Regions from separate parts of the Homo sapiens genome. Here region 2 is linked to region 1. A link is a contact called in ENCODE Hi-C or POLR2A ChIA-PET data. All regions are on one chromosome and are shown on one strand. The core of a region is the stretch at or near the end of the contact, and the rest is flanking DNA. Distances in the headings are between cores, read along the strand shown. Region 1 holds the start of LINC03057 (long intergenic non-protein coding RNA 3057). Region 2 holds the start of SNF8 (SNF8 subunit of ESCRT-II).

Evidence for each region. Hi-C counts contacts between places; a loop is a spot of excess contacts on that map. ChIA-PET counts read pairs that join two places held with the same protein, here RNA polymerase II (POLR2A). Pooled maps may share reads with other maps.
Region 2: a pooled map shows a loop between it and region 1 (2.1-fold over the local background). The contact joins the promoter of SNF8 here to the promoter of LINC03057 in region 1. A Hi-C loop is called at or near these places in 1 of 50 pooled maps. POLR2A ChIA-PET finds 5 or more read pairs at or near these places in 3 of 52 experiments (HEK293T, Panc1 and activated CD8-positive, alpha-beta T cell).

The regions. Positions count from the first base shown.
Region 1 is chr17:48,644,199-48,649,428 of GRCh38, forward strand. It overlaps LINC03057 (long intergenic non-protein coding RNA 3057), which reads right to left and starts at 2,654. Exons shown (of 2, transcript NR_186590.1): 1 at 2,407-2,654. It overlaps LINC02086 (long intergenic non-protein coding RNA 2086), which reads left to right. Exons shown (of 8, transcript NR_189645.1): 1 at 1-2,164. RefSeq lists enhancers at 2,191-2,859, 2,298-2,347, 3,238-3,447 and a silencer at 2,568-2,747.
Region 2 is chr17:48,942,048-48,947,277 of GRCh38, forward strand. SNF8 (SNF8 subunit of ESCRT-II) reads right to left here and starts at 2,795. Exons shown (of 8, transcript NM_007241.4): 1 at 2,634-2,795; 2 at 1,878-1,928. The coding sequence starts at 2,687. RefSeq lists a silencer at 2,508-2,737.

The DNA of each region.
Region 1 (5,230 bases), core at 1,404-3,903:
TGGGGCAGTTAGGCAAGAGAGGGACTCAGACCTCCAGTCCCTTGATCTTGCCTTTACTTGGTGAAGAGCCCAAGATTCTCTACTGGCAGGCAAGGTCAGAACCAAGTTGGCCCTAGGCCTTGCCCCAACCCCCCAGCCCTCAGGACTCCTTTCTCTGAGACCAGGCCTCTGGCCAAACTGCAGACTCCCTCCACACCCGGTCACTGGAATAATGATGGCATTTTTGATTTCTCCCATTTTTGAAAACTATAGAAGCCCCAAGGAGGAAGGAGGTACCACTGGATCTTGGGGTGCTGGTGGGGGATTCTGGAATCAAATATCCTCTAAGCCTGTGAGGACAAGGTCTACTAGGATGACTTGGTGTCAATTACAGCTCTGAGTGCTGCCTGGATAGGTCAAATATTCCCTCCTTTCCCTCCTCATTCCTTCCGTTCAAGCCCAGAAAATTCACAGATTTTCTGTGTGGAGAGAGAGAAAAAAAATGGGCAAAACCTGGGAGTAAAAGGGAGATGAGGGAGAAGAAAATGAGGGAGAGAAACCAATAGACTAAAACAATGAAACTCTCTAACCCAACAGCACTTTAAGCTTGACTTTTAATCTGGCCAGAAAAAAAAAGAAGTTGGAGGCAGGGTGGGTGGGATGTGAAGTTCCCAGCCCAACAGATCCTCCTGTTGTCACGGGCTCTGTGCGTTCCCAGCTGGTGAGAACCCTGTCTGTCCTGGGGGTGGGAGGGATGTCCTGGGTCTTTCAAGTTGCAGTGTGGGGAGTGAGGCTCTTTCTAAGGGTCTCTGAGGTCTCCCACAACACCTTGCTTGGACTAGCAAAACCTTTCTTTGCATTTCCTCTGGGGCACTGTGTATGTGTATCCCTGTGTAGGGTGGTGTTCTAAACCACCGCAGAAGGTGAGCAATTCTCCTCCCAGCGAGCCAAAGGCTATATGTTTGGGGTGGAGGAGGCTTCATCCCTTCTGGACTGGAGAAATGGGGACTTGGAGCCAAGTGCGCCAGACTTTAGGGAAAGAGAGGAGCTCCAGCTCCAAAAGGGATTTGGAGGGAAGATCCTATCAGGAAAGGCCCCCCAGACTTGCTTCCTCAAAGGGTTAGGGAAGTGCACTGAGAAAAGAGAACTTTCACTTAACTCTTCTCCATTAGGCATCTTTGTGCTTCCATTTGTACTGGAAAGCACAGTCCTGGGCAGTCAGTTGCACATTCCGCCTCTGGTATGTGGACTATGTGAAATATACCATGCAATGTTCTACTTTGCGAGGGGGGAGGCATATAGATGAAAATATGAATTTCCCTTCTACTGCCTTTATTATTGAGCACAGTTGGGAGCACATAATTTCACATCTCTTTCGCATGTCTGTATAAATCCTCAATCTTTAAACGGTGCTTGACTACTCCGAGAGGCACAGTTGCTGTCATATAAGATTCCTAGCCGACTCCGGCGAGTTACTAATTCCTCTCAGACTCCACAATACCCACGATGCACGATGCACACCCCTTTATGCTTGCTTTTCTTTACATGCCTTTTCAAAGGCGAATAATTTTTGTATTGACCCATGAGTCAGTCCATACAGTTTGAAATCCTTTGGATGCCCTCTGCCCACTCCCATAAACAACAGGTCCCTCCACAAAAATGCACATGCCCCGTTTTTGTGAGTGTGGGTTTCAAATAAGATGGCGTCTCCTGGCATTCCTTAGATTCAGATACACGCTCTCTCAGGCAGGAGGCTGCTCACAGTCCAGAGGGGAAGAAAACCTATGAGGCCCCCAAAAGCCAAAGCAAGAGACTCCCCCAAGTATTCTGCCCCCTCCACGCCAGGAGGCAGCTAGAGAGACAGCGCGCGGGAGAGCTGATTCTGCACCTTGGGGAGCTGGGGGCTTCTGTCTAGACCAAGAGTTCCAGGCCAATTCCTAATTTCCGTTAGGAAAAGTGGCCCTTCTTCCATCCCAAGCGATTCCTCACCCCCAAGGCTGCTCAGGGCGTCTGGCCCTTGCCTCTCTCACGGCATCCGCCTGGAATCCGGGGTTGTGAGCAGGAGGCCCAGGACGCAGGGCCTCAGGCTGGGCGGGGCACTGAGCACTCGGCTCTGGGGAGCCAGGGTTTCCGGTAGAACGAGGGGAGGCGACCCCCTTTCCCCACACACACACCTGTTGGAGAGGTAGGGTCGGGTGCCAGCGGACAGGGAGGCCAAGGCGTTTTCGGGTGCGCCCCGAGGCCCTACCCGGGAAGCTGCCTCGGTCTGGAGATCAAGGTTAAGCCGGTGGCCCCGGGAAGCCCACGCCTGCCACGGGCGGTTGGTCCTGAAAGCTCGGGCCACGGGGCTGCCCAGCTTGGAGAGGGGCCTTTCACGCCGCAGTCCCCAGCTGCGAGAGGAAGGGCTGCGCCCGCCTCCTCACCTACCTCTCGGAACCACGCCGTCCCCCGCGCGTCTTCGTAGACTGCAGGAGTCCAGGGCGTCTGGGGACTGTGACGGCGCCCAAGGCGGGGGATGTGGCGGCTCTGGGTCGCCGCCTTCTGCCCCCGCCTCTGTGAGGCCTCTCGAGGCAGTGTCTGTGTCTGGGGCAGCGACGCCGACGGCGCTGGGGGCGCGAAGGGGCTCACGCTCCTGCGTTCCCCTGGCGCCGGTGAGTGGCGGGCGAGGACAGGGTCCGGGAGGGGGATAGGCGAGAGCGCTTCCTGCCTCCGCCCGGGCGGGGCTCGGCCGTCTCACCTGCCCCCACCCACGGCGCCGTCGGATCCCAGAGCGGCTGGTGAGGAGATGGGCCTGGCGCGCCGCGGGGAGGCCAGAGGCGCGGAGGAGCAGCGCCCAGATGGCCGGAGAGAGCAGAGAGAGAGAGAAGAGAGAGAGAAGAGAGAGAGAGAGAGAAGAGAGAGAGAGGGAGAGAGGCAGAGAGGGAGAGAGGGAGGGAGAGAGGGAGGGAGGGAGGGAGGGAGAGAGAGAGAGAGAGAGAGAGAGAGAGAGAGAATATGAGAATATGAGAATATAAAAGGCAAGAGAGAAGCAGATCCAAGGGCGCGCCCAGAGAAACATCAAATGCACAAATAGACAAAAGAGGTAGAGGAGAAAGCTGAGTCCCAGGGGCTGAAAGAAGCCATGGGCGTCTGAAGCGAGCGACAAGTTATCCTTGGGAGTTGGAAATGTGAGAGGGAGGGGCGAGGCCGAAGGAGGCTGAGAAGGGGAGGGGGCGCTCACACCCTGGGCGGGAGGCGACTGATCCACACTTAGGGCTCCGAATCCGGAGAAAGAGAGCGCCGGACCCTCCTCCGCCCACCTCCCGCCCCAGCCGCAGCCCAGCGACTTCCCGCCATCCTCGGCCACCGAGCGGCTCCTGCCTGGGGTTGTTCGACCGGGATGGCTGCACCAGGCTGAAGGTTGTCCCTCTACCTGCCTCCTTTCTTCTGTTCCCTGTGCCTTACATGGGTTCCTCCCTATTCTATGAACCCAGAGGGAACGACCTTGGCCAAGGTTAGAGAAGGAGCTTGAAAGTTTCACTTTCCATCTTAGCCCTCAGGACGCCTTTGCGTTTTGGCCCTTCGTTAGCGTGCTATCCTGGAATTGCAGGCTCTTCTCTTTATTTCTGAGACCCAAATAGAGGTTTAACCTCCTTAAAATCAGTGAAACTACGACAAACAGTGGCATTCCTGGCTGTCTGGTCTCTAAGGAGTGCCCCCCCTCCCTGACCTCAGCCCTGAGACCCTGCTTCCTCCTCAACCTGCATGGGACTGGGGACACCCCCTCACAATCCAGTCCCTTCCTGCAGGTGGTTGTCCAGGGGGCATGTAGAGGTGTGCCTGAGCTCTGTGTCCTAAGCCTGGCTCTGCCACTGACTTCAGCCCCCACCCCTTCTCCTTTTAGGCCTCAGTTTTTCCTCTGTAAAATGGGCAGAGTGATTTTACAAGTGATTTTACCAAGTGAGAACTGTTGAAATATCTTACTATAATTGTGGATTTGTCCATTTCTCCTTTCAATTCTATCATTTTCGGTGCTTCATATATTTTTGAAGCTCTGTTATTAGGTGTGTACATTTAAGGTTGATGTGTCTTCCTAGGTGTGTACCACATTTAGATTTAGGATTGATGTGTCTTCTTTTTTGAGATGAAGTCTTGATCTGTCACCCAGGCTGGAGTGCAATGGTGCAATCTCGGCTCACTGCAACCTCCGCCTCTTGAGTTCAAGCGATTCTCCCACTTCAGCCTCCCGAGTAGCTGGGACCACAGGTGTGTGCCACCACGCCCAGCTAATTTGTGTAGTTTTAGTAGAGACGGGTTTTCACCATGTTGGCCAGGCTGGTCTCGGCTCCTGACGTCAGGTGATCCGCTTGCCTCAGCCTCCCAAAGTGCTGGGATTAGAGGTGTGAGCCACGGCTCCTAGCCATGATATGTCTTCTTATGCTTTGCTTCTGCAGCCTCCTCTCATTTGCAGGTTCTGTTGAGCTTGAACCGCTGAGAGAAAAATGCATCCAAATGGGAATTTTATTCTATATCCACGTAAACATGAATATAGAAATATGACAAAACTAAATTTTGCTTCCAAAATGTTTTTGTTTTGTTTTGTTTTTGTTTTTTTGTTTGTTTGTTTTTTCTGAGACAGAGTTTCGCTCTTGTTGCCCAGGCTGGAGTGCAATGGCACAATCCCAGCTCACCGCAACCTCTGCCTCCCGGGTTCTCCTGCCTCAGCCTCCCTAGTAGCTGGGATTACAGGCATGTGCCACCATGCGCAGCTAATTTTTTGTATTTTTAATAGAGACGGGGTTTCTCCATGTTGGTCAGGCTGGTCTCGAACTCCCGACCTCAGGTGATCCGCCCGCCTCAGCCTCCCAAAGTGCTGAGATTACAGGCATGAGCCACTGCACCCGGCCAACGCCCAGCTAATTTTGTATTTTTAGTAGAGATGGGGTTTCTCCAGTTCGTCAGGCTGGTCTCGAACTCCCTACCTCAGGTCATCCGCCCGCCTCAGCCTCCCAAAGTGCTGGGATTACAGGCGTGAGCCACCATGCCCGGCCCCAGAATTTTTTCTATTTGGGTCTATTTTTCTACTTTTTCTTCACTTTTTGTTGATATATAGTATTATAGAACCTAATATTAAACCTCTGGCTCAATATATTTTTGCATAGATCCCATCTGTGTAACCACCACCTAGATCAAGATGTTTCCGGCTTACCAGAAGGCCCCATTGTAACTCCTACCAATCAATAGCTCTCTGGTCAATCCCTCCATACCCCCT
Region 2 (5,230 bases), core at 1,545-4,044, 300 kb after region 1:
TCCCTGGGGATCAACTCCAGATAAAGAACTGCTCTGGGACTGTAATTTGCCAGATTCCATTTCATGTTAAATACAAAAGACTTGGGGATTTTCTGACTTTGTATTACCCCTTCTCTTTTCCTAATTAACAAGGACCATCTTCTATCCCACCAAAAATAAGCACTCCTAGCCCAATATTTATTTCTCATATAAAACTGTTAGAAACCTCCACATTCTTAGGCGGAGGTTGCAGTGAGCCAAGATCACGCCACTGCACTCCAGCCTGGGCAACAAGAGCGAAACTTGGTCTCAAAAAAAAAAAAAAAAGAAACCTCCACATATTTTAATCACCATTTTCAGTTGATTCCTGCATGCCATCTCCCCTGTGAGTGGGTGCTTTTGAAGAGCACAGCCTGGGTTTACTATTTTTCCTCAGCTCACAGCCCCATTTTCCTGCTTAACGGCTTCCTCCACTTCTTCCCCAATCACAATCACTGGGTAAACTCGGAGCACGTACAGAGAAGGGAAGGGCTGGAAAAGAAAACTGCACAGGAGCTGCACCCCCCATCACTCACACACTGTCCTGGTATGTGCCTAGATGTCATGATGGTGGTGTGGGTGCCACAGGTTAGGCAATATTTTCATTTTATTCTGAGGTATTTAAAATGAAAAGCCCCAGAGGACCTAAATCAATAACAGCTCTACCACTTACTACCCATATAACCTTGGATATATTACTTAACACCCCAGTGTCCTCAATTTCTGCCCACCTCGGCCTCCCAAAGTGCTGGGATTACAGGCGTTAGCCACCGCACCCGGCCTTTTTTTTTTTTTTTTTTTTTTTTTTGCTTTTTTTTGAGATGGAGTCTTGCTCTGTCCCCCAAGGTGGAGTGCAGTGGCATGATCCTGGCTCACTGCAACCTCTGTCTCCTGGGTTCATGCAATTCTCCTACCTCAGCCTCCCCAGTAGCTGGGACTACAGGAGCCCGCCACCACGCCCGGCTAATTTTTGTATTTTTAGTAGAGACGGGGTTTCGCCATGTTGGCCAGGCTGGTCTCGAACTATGGACCTCTGGTGATCAGCCTTCCTCAGCTTCCCAAAGTGCTGGGATTACAGGCATATGCCACAGCACCCGGCTCTCAATTTTAAACTCAGAATATGGCCGGGCGCGGTGGCTCACGCCTGTAGTCCCAGCACTCTGGGAGGCCGAGGCGGGTGGATCACCTGAGGCCAGGAGTTTGAGACCAGCCTGGTCAATATGGCGAAACCCTGCCTCTACAAAAAAAAATAACAAAAATTAGGGCCCGGCACAGTGGCTCACGCCTTTAATTCCAGCACTCTGGGAAGCCAAGGTGGGCGGATCACGAGGTCAAGAATTTGAGACCAGTCTGACCAACATGGAGAAACCCGTCTCTACTAAAAATACAAAAATTACCCAGGCGTGGTGGCGCATGTCTGTAGTTCTAGCTACTCGGGAGGCTGAGGTTGGAGAATCACTTGAACCCAGGAAACGGAGGCTGCAGTGAGCCGAGATCGTGCCACTGTACTCCAGTCTGGGCAACAGAGCAAGACTCCCTCAAAAAACAAACAAACAAACAAACAAACACCTCAGAATAATAGGGTTCCTTCCTTATGGGACTGTAATGAGGATTGAACAAGACAGTCTATGTAAAGAAAATAGACAAATGCCTGGGACGTTACAAGCATGTAATCACTCAAAGATGTTAGCCATTATTGTTATTAGCAAGTCACCTAAAAGATCTCAGCGGCTCAGAAATCAAAATTTGCCAAACACCCTATTTCTAGTTCAATCTACACAATCAAGTTCGTATCCAAGGTGTCTTGGCCAGACCTGGTTAGGTCTCCCTCCCTGCCTGGGGCCCCCCAACCGACTTACCTGGGCTAGCTGGTCCTCAGCCAAGACCGTCCCTCGCTCCTTATACTTGGCCTGTCAGACAAAGAGACCAGCATAAGTTAAGAGAGTGGGCGCTGGAGGCCAGGCGCGGTGGCTCACGCCTGTAATCCCAGAACTTTGGGACGCCGAGGCGGGCGGATCACGAGGTCAGGAGATCGAGCCATCCTGGCTAACACAGTGAAACCCCGTCTCTACTAAAAATACAAAAAAATAGCCGGACGTGGTGGTGGGCGCCTGTAGTCCCAGCTACTCAGGAGGCTGAGGCAGGAGAACGGCGTGAACCCTGGAGGTGGAGGTTGCAGTGAGCCGAGATCGCGCCACTGCACTCCAACCTGGGCGACAGAGCAAGACTCTGTCTCAAAAAACAAAACAAAACAAAAAAACACAGAGTGGGCGCTGGGTTCCCCCATTTGTGCTGCCACAGCTTTGGGATGAAAAGAGGAGGATCTCTGTAAATTGTTTTCTTAGGGAGAAGGATAGGGTGAAGGAGTAGAATCGACGACTGTAGATTTGTGAGTAGAATCCCATTTGTAGTTAAACTTGGGTAAATGGGAGAAAGGGCTGGGCATCTGGGAACGCTGCCAATCCACCGGAAGCTGGAGAAATTCTGTGTCCCGGGGCCGAGAAGCCAGTCTCAGATTCTGTTGGGAGGTGATTAACGGGTAGGACACTGCTCCGGGACAATTCAGTCTCGCACGGGTCAGGGGCAGGTTGTGGGTCGGCCTTCTTCCTGCTCACCTCTGCAAGTTTCTTCTTGGCGATGGCGCCAGCTCCCACCCCGCGGCGGTGCATCCCCACCCTGGGCCCGCGGGCCGCCCGGCTGCCGGGACCCCGGGTCTCCACGTCCCGGACTCCGCCGCCGGCTCCCCAAGGCGGAAGCCCGAGCCGCGCGTCATCTGCACGCGCCGGAAGCCACGAGCCGCATTTCCTGCCGCGAGGCTGAGTGTCTCCAGTTCCTACCGGCCCGGCGACCCCGCCTTTAGCTAGTGGCCAAGATTCGCAAAGCCTCGCGGCGAGGAAAGCACGAGTATTCAAGCGCGGCTGAGGCCCTCCTTGGCTAGTGCTGGGACATGGAGCCCCGGCAGCCAAGGCCAACCTTGTGCATTCCACCCACGTAGGCGCCTGGGGCCCTGGTCTTCCTCGACTGCCTCTCCACTGCCTGGAGGTCATCAAATGCCCCTGGACCACCTCCTACGTGCCACACGCTGTGTTGGCCATCCAAGGTTCCATATTGAGCATAAAACAGCCCTCTGCCCTAAAGGAGTTAACCTGTTGGAATCACATACAAAGGATTCTGACTACCAAGCGCCTTGAAGTTAAGTTGAACTCTGAAGACAGATTGCCTGGCTACAAAGCTCAGTTCCACTACATATGGTCCAGGAACTTAAGACAAATTATTTTAATGTCTTTATGTTTCACTATCCGCTGTAGTGAAATAGAATAATACCTACTCATGGCCTGACGCGGTGGCTCAAGCCTGTAATCCCAGCACTTCGGGAGGCTGAGGCGGGCGGATCACCTGAAGTTAGGAGTTCGAGACCAGCCTGGTCAACAAGACGAAACCCCGTCTCTACTACAAATACAAAAAAATTAGCAGGGCGTGGTGGTGCGCATCTAATCCCAGGTACTCGGGAGGCTGAAGCAGAAGAATCGCTTGAACCCAGGAGGCGGAGGTTGCAGTTAACCAGGATCGCGCCATTGCACTCCAGCATGGGCAACAAGAGCGAGACTCCGTCTCAAAAAAAAAAAAAAAAAAAAAAAAGCAGTAAATTATATAGTGCAATGCCTGGCACACAAATAAATATCATTTATGATTGTTATTCATTGTTTGAGATAAAATCAGTCATCTGTAGCCGGGCGCGGTAGCTCACACCTGTAATCCCAGTACTTTGGGAGGCCGAGGCGGGTGGATCACGAGGTCAGGAGTTCAAGACCAACCCGGCCAAGATGGTGAAACTCCGTCTCTACTAAAAATACAAAAAATTAGCCGGGCGTGGTGGCTGGTGCCTGTAATCCTAGCTGCTCGGGAGGCTGTAGCAGAGAATTCCTTGAACCTGGGAGGTAGAGGTTGCAGTGAGCAGAGATCTTGCCAATGCACTCCAACCTCGGTGACAGAGTGACTCCATCTCAAAAAAAAAAAAAAAGGAAAAAAACGAAAAAGACCCAGGTTCCTTAAGCGAACCAGGAGGTGGTAGTTAGGCTTCTCCACATGGAAACCCCTTAGTTTCACTGGCCATGGCCAAAAACCTGCAGTTGCTTCCATGTTTGGGCGCTGCCCACCAACGGTCCTGGGTTGGAAAGGAAGACAGAGAGAGGGAGAGATTCCCCTTTATGGAGTAGAAAGGAAAAGGAAAAAGGGGGAAAATAAATCCCAAACTTTGGGCTTACATTTTCCTCCTGGCTGGCTCGCCAAAATATGTTAACGGTGGAGGGTGTTCCAGGTTCTTGGGGTTTTGCACAAACAACTGGACAAAACGCACAAACAAAGCAAGGAAGGAATTAAGGGATTTATTGAAAATGAAAGTAGCACGGGCGCGGTGGCTCACGCCTGTAATCCCAGCACTTTGGGAGGCTGACCCAGGTGGATCACTTGAGGTCAGGAGTTCGAGACCAGCCTGGCCAACATGGTAAAACCCTCTATCTACTAAAAAAAATGCAAAAGTAGACAGATGTGTTGGCTCACACCTGTAATCCCAGCTACTTGAGAGGCTGAGGCAGGAGAATCACTTCAACCCGGGAGGCCGAGGTTGCAGTGAGCCAAGACCACACCATTACACTCCAGCCTGGGCAACAGAAGGAAACTCCATCTCAAAAAAAAAAAAAAAAAAAGCAAAGAAAAGAAAACTCAGCTGGGCGTCGTGGCTCATGCCTGTAATCCCAGCAATTTGGGAGGCCGAGGCGGATGGATCACCTGAGGTCGGGAGTTCAAGACCAGGCTGACCAACATGGAGAAACCCCTTCTCTACTAAAAATACAAAATTAGCCAGGCGTGCTGGCACATGCCTGTAATCCCAGCTACTCGGGAGGCTGAGGCAGGAGAATCGCTTGAATCCAGGAGGAGGAGGTTGCGGTGAGCTGAGATTGCGCCATTGCACTCCAGCCTGGGCAACAAGAGCGAAACTCCGTCTCAAGAAAAAAAAAAGAAAAGAAAACTCTACAGCGTGGGAGCGGGCCCAAGCATAGGGGCTCAAAGGTTCTGTTACAGAGTTTTTTGTGAATTTAAATGCCCTCTACCTGGGGTACACACGCCCTATGTAAATGAAAAGGATGAAGTAAAGTTACACAGTCCCATTTACCCAGTGTATGCCCTATGAAAAGGATATTTCCTCTCATAG